Linked DNA regions of Homo sapiens: region 2 is linked to region 1. Evidence: chromatin contacts called from ENCODE Hi-C data. All regions are on one chromosome and are shown on one strand. The core of a region is the stretch at or near the end of the contact, and the rest is flanking DNA. Distances in the headings are between cores, read along the strand shown.

Evidence for each region. A loop is a pair of places that touch in the nucleus more often than their neighbours do. Pooled maps may share reads with other maps.
Region 2: a loop to region 1 is called in a map of gastrocnemius medialis, with 3 times the contacts of the local background. The contact joins the enhancer-like site here to the promoter of SOX6 in region 1. A Hi-C loop is called at or near these places in 5 of 168 maps with a recorded cell type or tissue (Caco-2, K562, gastrocnemius medialis and 2 more) and 5 of 50 pooled maps.

The regions. Positions count from the first base shown.
Region 1 is chr11:16,354,361-16,358,751 of GRCh38, forward strand. SOX6 (SRY-box transcription factor 6) reads right to left here and starts at 2,186. Exons shown (of 16, transcript NM_001367873.1): 1 at 1,734-2,186. RefSeq lists an enhancer at 1,871-3,184.
Region 2 is chr11:16,184,774-16,189,164 of GRCh38, forward strand. SOX6 (SRY-box transcription factor 6) reads right to left here. Exons shown (of 16, transcript NM_001367873.1): 5 at 2,010-2,182. Among named protein-coding and RNA genes, the nearest start is that of SOX6, 170 kb to the right of the region's middle. Within about 2 kb of position 2,023, at least 2 of the 41 ENCODE cell types and tissues checked have a DNase peak (open chromatin) inside an H3K27ac peak, as active enhancers do; they include gastrocnemius medialis, where a contact is called at or near this core.

The sequences.
Region 1 (4,391 bases), core at 936-3,435:
TACACATCACAATAAATAAAAATTCCACGGAATATAAGTTTTCCAGTCCCAATATACTCGTGACCCAGTGCTGAGTGAACTAATGACAAGAACCATGCCAAGAAAATAAAAAGCACAGGGTAAAAATATATTGTTACTGTTTCTCAAAAGGGGTATGGACAGGAGGGAATCACTTTTTACACAGGGAAGACCAAAGCCTACAGCATCTGCTGCTGATAACTGTATTCCTAAGGACAATAGAGTCCTGAGCTGTAGGTGCCTATTCAAACCACCTATTATTAACCTCTTTCCTTGATTTTCAACTAAAACGGTCCAAGTATTTGGAGACTGTAACCCATTTGCTCAGAATTAATTTTTAAACAGAAGCAGCCTTGCAGTATACTAAAATTGCTACCAGAGCTTAAATTAACTTGACAATAAATAAAAAGTCTGAGCTACCCTATCCTATGAAATACATGAATACCTTTCAAAGCCTGATTATTTTCTTGTCCCCTGGCCCAACACTAAATGTTCCAAAATGTTACTTGTTTCACACAATTTTTTTTTATTTCTAAATCAGGTCTAAAATCAAGTTGCTACTAGTGTGCTAAAGAACCCCAGCACATTCTCATGAGCTGATTGAAAGCAGCTTACCTTAAAATTCTCCTCTCACAATTCACTTTAGAAAATCAACTTGAGGAGTCATAGATTTGCTAGACTAACTGTTTGGTATTCTGGTCAATTCATTATCACAAAATAGGTATTATTAACTGTACCACAGCTTAGAACAATGACACACTATTCCATGTGTAGTTTGAGATCACTATTTCCACAATTTGAAGCTGAAAGTTCCATCATCAAGATAAACTTGCCTAAAGACCAAACTCACAAACAATAAGGTATCTAGGAAAGCTGGATAAGGAAAGAAACAAATTAATATTTTGAACTTTGACAGGCATGATGGAAAACAAATTCAAGGTGTGTGTTACTCAGAAAAATTCAAAAGAAATGTATCGCAGAATAAAAAGGAGTAAATTGAAAAGCATTGATAAAGCACTATTTTTAATGCACTTGCCAATCATCAATTTAATTTACTATAGTTTTATATAAATAATACTTTCAATACATAGTTATAGCATTAAATACTATAAATCTCAATGTAATACCAGTCTTGCTTAGTTATAGCAGCTTATGAACATTAATAATTTTAAGTTTTTACTAAAAACACATCAGCAATTACCCAGTGGTCTGCTTGTCAGTTGTGTTTCTTTGAAATGTTTATTATGATTAAATATTTTCATTAGTAAAAACATCTTTTACCATAGTGCATAAAATACCTTATCAGATGCAGCATATATTAGAAACTAGCCGTGTATATTGGAAAGATTGATTTTATTGAAAAGATTCATGTAGGGAATCTATGATTCCTCATAGATAATAGTACTCAGGACCTTAGATTATACAGAAAAAATAATCACATGTTAAAAATCTACGAGATGCTACAAATAAAGGTATGCATATTCAACCCTCAGGAAAACCAAATCTGTTTTTAAATAGTCTGTTGCAATTCCCTAGCAAGATTACAAATGTCATGCAAAAATGCTTTTCAAGTTATTACCTTATTACCATAACATAAGCTTTTCTTAACAAGCCATCATCCCACCCAATCAGGTAGGCTTTGAAGTTAGAAAAATTAAAAGGTAAAGTAATACAGCCAAGACCTGTGACAGCTAAAGGAAGCACAAATCACTCACATGAAGTGGCTGCTCTTCCACTCTTCAATCCGGCTTTCTCTTACCACATCAGCCAGAACTTCAGAACTTGAGGGCATAACACCTTTGACACCTTCCCAAATCACAAGAAACCTCTGACTGCCAACCAAAAAAAAAAAAAACCCAACCCCACAGCTAATTAATCTCTGCCAAGTCTCAGGCTACCAATTGTAGCCATAACTTTAAGCAACATCTAATTTGCTAAACAAAACACTGTTAACTTTGTTCAACAATTAAAGGAGTTAAAAACATAAAAGTAAATGAAAGAAGTGAAATCTCTTGGCCTGTTGGGAGATACAGTACCCCACATACCTTCTGCCACTGCTGCTACAGTTAAGCAAACTTTACAAGCTAGTCAAGCCATCATCCAATAGAGCCTATTTGCTGAGCAACAGTGGAGCTTTGTGGTTTGCCTCACAGTTGACAGTAAGTTATGAGCCCTTTGTGAGCACAGGGGAAGGAAAACAGAGATCGGAATTTGGCAGGAAAATATAATACAGAATTCTCCTGTCTATGGAACCTGAATTTTTGTGAAAACAATCAAGCATTGTTGAAAGAAAGAAAAGCAACTTTGACAGATGAAATATAGAGGGGCCCCTTTTAGGAAAACAGTAAACAAAGCGCCATTCAGGCCAGGTCCATTCTGTCATTTATAAAGATAGTTTCTTCTGTGTGGTGAGAGTTTACAGCAAAGAGTTCAGATTCAACAAATCAAGTGTAAAATCTCCCACAGTCCCCATTAAAAAAGCCTGCTAGGAAAAGACAGGAATGCCAAAGAGAAAAATATCACAAGTTTTTCTGTTTGGTAGAGAGGATACAATAAGTAGATGGGGTGAAAGGGACTCTAAGAGAAGTCTGAAAGACAAGCCAAAAAACTAACAATTGTTAATTATAAAAGGCTAATTTTGTCAGAGACAGGAAAAGAGGAGGACACTGGAGATCACTCAATAGAAATATGAAAGGAAGAAGCCATTCTTCATCATTGTTGGAGAACTATGTCTCTATTTCTCCAGGCTGGACCTCATGAGGTCATCATTGGCACGAAAGGCTCAAAAACTTGGGCTTGGTACTACTATAGTTTGGCCATCTGGAATGTCAGCACACAGTGCACTACTTTCTCCAAAGTATCTTAATTCCTCTTTCCAAAAATAGGCACCCTGGCCAGCTTTAGTCACCCAGACTGGAAAATGTACAGCACAGAATGAAATGAAAAGCATTTTTGTTTTCTCACCCTCCTCAACTAGAAATACGATTTCTGTGCGGGAGAATTAAGGAAGAGGGGCCCAGAGCACTGAAGCTCTGATTTACAGAGCCTATTTCTGCTATGCGTACGGTCGGCAATTGTTAGTACTTATAACCAACTGAGTTTTGGGCATCCATGGAATTCTTAAAGACGTATGTCTTTTCAGCCAACACAGTCATTGTTAATGCTTTAAAGAATAAAAAAGAGGGACCACAAGCCAATAAAGTCACAATTAGAATCAAATGACACATTGCTTGCACATCATTTGGAAAACATGTATAAAACTACTTGGTTTTTGCTACACCCAGCTAAAGTGACAGCCTTCGCTGTGTGTTAATCTGGAATCAAACCAAGCCACACCTAAACAAATAATGCTTAGTAGATGCAAAATAATACGGATTCTTTTATTTAGACTACCCAAACAATTTATTTCACCAACGAAATCCCATAATAACTAGCTACATTTTAAACATTCCTTTTAAAACAAAGCCCACAAAATGCTGAAGTGTGCCCATAGGTCAAGAATAATAAAAGCAAGCATGCATATGGATTCAATGCTGCAGATTTATTCAGCATTGGTTAATGGTTTCTATAGAGATTGATGTCAATCTCTCTGGCCTTTCTTGTGTCAACAGTAAGTTACAACAAGAAAGATCGTGGCTTTTGCCTTTGATTAGAAGAGGTATCTTTCTCTAGTTGACTGAAGGTCACAGCATTTGCAACATGTGCTCACTTATTACAGCTCCCATGCAGAATGTATACATAAAAAGCTGATTTACTCCCCAAAAAGGGCCAGAGCCATAGTGAACAAAAGATGACTCTGACCACATTAGATGGTTTTCTTTTCAAATAAATTCAGTCCTGATAAACCATTAAACATCAGCACATTACTAATAAAACTATAACTAGGAGACATCCTTCCACTCTGCCATTCTCCTGCCATCAACGACTTTCAAAATTATAGAATGCCAGGACAAATCATTACATTGTTTTACCTTAAAAATATATTTTACAAGAAAATTCTCAATTTTATTATGAAAGAACAAATAGTTCTACCAACAGGAAAGTGTTACAGCAAACAAACAGGGTAACTAAGGGGAAACCCAGTTGGTTTGAACATCTAGCAGCTGAACAGAACACAACATGACTAAAATATACATATATGCACATCGATTCATGTGGCAGAGCATCAACTTATGCCCCAATTACTGGTCTAGAAAGAACACCTAAATAAGAAGTGTTTGGAGAAATTATCTGGAAGACAGGCCATAAGAGGGAAAGAAATTAGCAGGATTTTTCTCAATAAGCTTCCTTTCAAGTAGTAGATATTTTGCCACAGTGTTCTGAAGGAAACAGAATCATGGTTTGACCTGAAAGAGAAAGAAAAGAAAATCCCT
Region 2 (4,391 bases), core at 773-3,272, 170 kb before region 1:
AGGCATCAGGCCACTATTGACTCAAAAGCTGAGCTGCTACAGCTCGAAGTCCAGAGAGATGATCCTTAGTGAGAACACACTCACTGCCAACCTAGGAAGCCAGAGAGAAAAGCAGCCAGAGAGCACTCAGGACTTTGTTTAGTAGTGCCTTTTTGTCAAGAGTGTCTTTTCTTCCTATTTCTTCCTACTTCCAAAGCCAGTATTCTAGAATGGGTTATGTTGGAAGTGAAAATGAGTGTAAATCAGTTCCAAGCTATATACTTCCCAAGCCTTTTTAATGTTTTAGCCTATGCAGGGGGTAGTGCCCAAATTATATTTCATTCAGCACAAGATGACAAAATAGCAGTCTGCTTCTAAATGTTGCTTTCTGATTTTGGATGACAACTGGTTCCTACTGGAAGCCATGATAAAGCTGCCCCTAATGTAGACTACAGTGTGAGAAATGAGACTCCTCCTTGTCAGAGCTTTATACTTAAAGTGGAAATAGTATTTAATCAGGTTGGGATGGCCCACTCTGCTTGTGGATATTCAAATCAGAAATGTACAACTCATTCTGCAGCTCTAGGTATAGATGCTGGATCCTCTGAATATTTATTTCTTCTTAGCAAACCAGTGAAATGCCACTAGGCATCTAATATTGATGGTCCCTCCTAAATGATAAAGTGCTGCATAGAAATGCATCCAAAACACCACAGTGCAATTACTATCATCCACTCTAGACGTATGGGTTTGACACAGTGAAGTATGGTACATAAGCGCCATGTGGCTCAAATTCTGAATTTTATTTGCCAATAGGTTGAGCTACATGCTCGCTTCATTGAGCATGACAACCTAGTTTTAAGTGTCATTTAATTTTCATTTTGAAATATAATTACAAAGTGTTCACTGTAAGATATCACTCGTCTGCAAATGTGTCAAGATTAATTTGTGCTAGCTTATTCACAAGTGTCAATAGTTAATTACTGTGTCATCTCTGGATGGCTAAATGACATTCTAACTTCTGATTTTTTACAGTGTTCCTTTATGTTATTTTCCATTAGGGGCTGAGTCCATATTCCTACATGTGGGCAAATATTCAAGCATATAAAATACCAGACATCACAACTCATTAAAATCAACAGAGCATATATTGCTCTATATACTCCTATAAAATACATTTAACTGAAAAGATAATTCCAGTAATAATGTCAGATTCCTAAAAACTGCACATTAATTTAGATCTGTCTGATCTAAAGCATCAGGGACTACTCTATAGGATCATTGTTAGATTAATGTACTCTTATGAGACAAGAAAAAACATTTGGGAAAGTGATTTATTTTTAAAAGACATACATTTAAACTTTGCTATTTTTTCTTCATTCTCAATTCTAAGTCAATCAGGTCAAATACTTTTAGGAACGATGTACTAATTTGTATTCAATGACTTACCTATGCTATAAATAGTGACCATGTGATGTATCATCCAAACCAAGAAAACTTTCACAAGTAAAAGGAGGCAGGGTATTATTACTCTAGAAAACAGGCATTATACCAGGGCTATCTGGGGAAAACTGAAATGTATGGTCACCTCTTTGGACTTTAAACCTGAAGAAAATCATTGCACCAATGAGCTAAAAGATTCCCAAAGTTTTTCTGGAACAGAACCCCCTTTTTCTGGGAGGAAAATAAGGCCCAGAGAAAAGTCACTTACTCATAGTGAAGCTACAGAGGGATTATATGTGATGTCTATATGAATAAGCATCCCCAAATCATTAATCAAATCCAAACCTGAAACAATGTATCATTTTAGTTATGCCCAGTTGCTATGATGCCTTTTTTGTACACATATTCCCTCAAAATTCTTGAAGACCCTAGATTTCCAGAAGGCTTTGTTTTTTTTTTCCATCTTTTCTTATTTTTATTTTTATTTTTTAGGAAAGCTTACAACAAATAAGCCAATCAATTTGATTACTCTCTGAGCCTGGCACATTCCACATCTCCAGTTCGTCAGTGCCTTTTGCAGGGCTCACCTGTTCTTGCTGTTGGCGAGCAAGGTCCATTTGCTGCCGTTGTTTCTCAATTTGTGACGCTGCCAGTTTTTTCTGTTCATCATGCGCTGCCAGTAGCTGCTCCCGTAAACTGATCAGCTGGGTAATCATGGTGGAGAGCTGCCGTTCTTTTTCTGCCAGGCTCTCAGGTGTACCTAAAATGGAAGCAAGAAGAGATCTCACAAGCTTGAGAAATACCTGGACGAATAAGGGAAAGGAGGGCAGAATTTAGAAAGGGACTATCCTAAGACATTTAAAGATCTGGGACAATGACTGGAGGCCATTGAGGGTACAGGAACACCAGAGAGTAATTACAGCAGTGGAATGAAAGCTAGGGTTCCTCACTGTTCCTGCCAAGAGAAAGTATTGTCACTGGTAAAATTCTCACTCACTCTCCCCTCTTGCTCTAAAAAAAGCAGACTTACCCCATTTTCTCCTTTTTGCCCCCAATCTATCTGATTAAGCTAGGAAATCCATGATATTTAATATGAAAGATCAGAAACTATAGATTATATTAATATTCTATAATCACCTCTAAGCTCAGTGACTAACAGTATCTAAGACATAGTAGGTGCTTAATAAAAGTTACTTGAGGAAGTTTCTGATCCTTACCCTCACAAAATTTTCTATTGTACAAAGATATGTCACTGAAGTTTAGAAGTTAGCAGTCAATCTCTTGGCCATAGAGAGAATACTACAGAGAGAATTAAAACTGCCTCAGGTGAGAAAAGATTGAATGTGATTTTTTTTTTTCCTGAGAAAGGATCAAGTAAAATTCCCAAGTTCATCTGTAAAGGCAACAGTGTTGCTTGGGGGGCTCTATCACCCCTTTGTCATTTGTCATTTTTCAAAGAGAAAAAAACACATTCAAGGTTGAAAAGGTTATGCATAAGGATATGCTGTTTAATGAATATGATGTCGCTGAACACTTATGGTATGCACTAATGGTGCTGAACAGTCTTTTTATGGGCAAATTGCACAGCTCTCCTAAGTAAACGGTACAGAATCCTTTTGTGAATCTAAATTAGAGCATTTTACCGCAGCATAAGATAAGAATTTCAACCCACTGTATCTGAACCACACAGATTTCATTATGAAGAAATGATCTGTGATTTGAAAGCTTTTCAGAAAAATGCCACCAGCTGTCAAAGGGGACAAAGATTGCCAATTTTTGTGTGTGCAGAAGGAGAGACTTCCAACCTCCTTATGAAACCCCCTCATTCCTACTAAGAAAGCACCATTACAATCCCAGAAAATATTTTAATTATGAGTGGCCTTATTTTTAAAGTAGCCCAAAGGAGAAAGAGAAACTTCAGAGGATGCAGGCTAGCACTTGTTAGTATATGATTTCTGAAAGGTAGGACTGACATCAACAGAGAAGCTACCACATTTAGGACTATCGTGGGATTCTTAATGTCAACTCAGGTCCAAAAAAAAAAAAAAAAAGAAAAGCTGTCAGTATCTCTTATATCCTCAGATTTACTGAGCTCAATGATGGCCTAAAATCAAAATTAAAGGAAAAATAAAGTTGTTAGAAAGTGTATTCCACTGATAAGGAAACAAATACTGTATCAAGGCTAGTCGCCAGCTACTCCTTCTAGATCCTGGAATTTATTAAAAGAAAATGGGTTTTTACTTCAGCAATGGGAATTTCATCTTGGTAAAAGGAAGAATTTATTGATCCAGAACTTCCAAAATACAAAAGCAGGTTCCCAAAAAGAATCATAAGATCCATAAGATCTCTTGAAAAGGACAAAAAGTTCAACTAATGTATTTGTTAATATATACAGGAATGAGAAAATACAACACAAGAATGATATTTTTTAAATTTACATATTGAATAAATTTTTAATTCAATAAACATTTTCTGAATTGCCACTATGTATCAGGTACTATAACAAGAACTAAGGACAGCATGGCAAGTAGAAGCAGACACAGTCCCTATTCTTAGGCATTTTGTAGTTCAAAATTTGAAGAGATAGGCTGGGCACGGTGGCTCATGTCTGTATCCTAGCACTTTGGGAGGCTGAGGCAGGTGGCTCGCCTTAGGTCAGGAGTTCAAGACCAGCCTGACCAATACGGTGAATCCCCTTCTCTACTAAAAATACAAAAATTAGCTGGGCATAGGGGTGGGTACCTGTAGTCCCAGCTACTTGGGAGGCTGAGGCAGGAGAATAGCTTGAACCTGGGAAGCAGAGGTTGCAGTGAGCCAAGGCCATGCCACTGCACTCCAGCCTGGGTGTAGGAGTGAGACTCCATCTCAAAAACAAACAAACAAAAAAATTGAAGAGACACCTTAATCATGTAATCAAACATGTAAATGTAAACTACAACTACATAGGAATACAAATAAGACAAATGTTC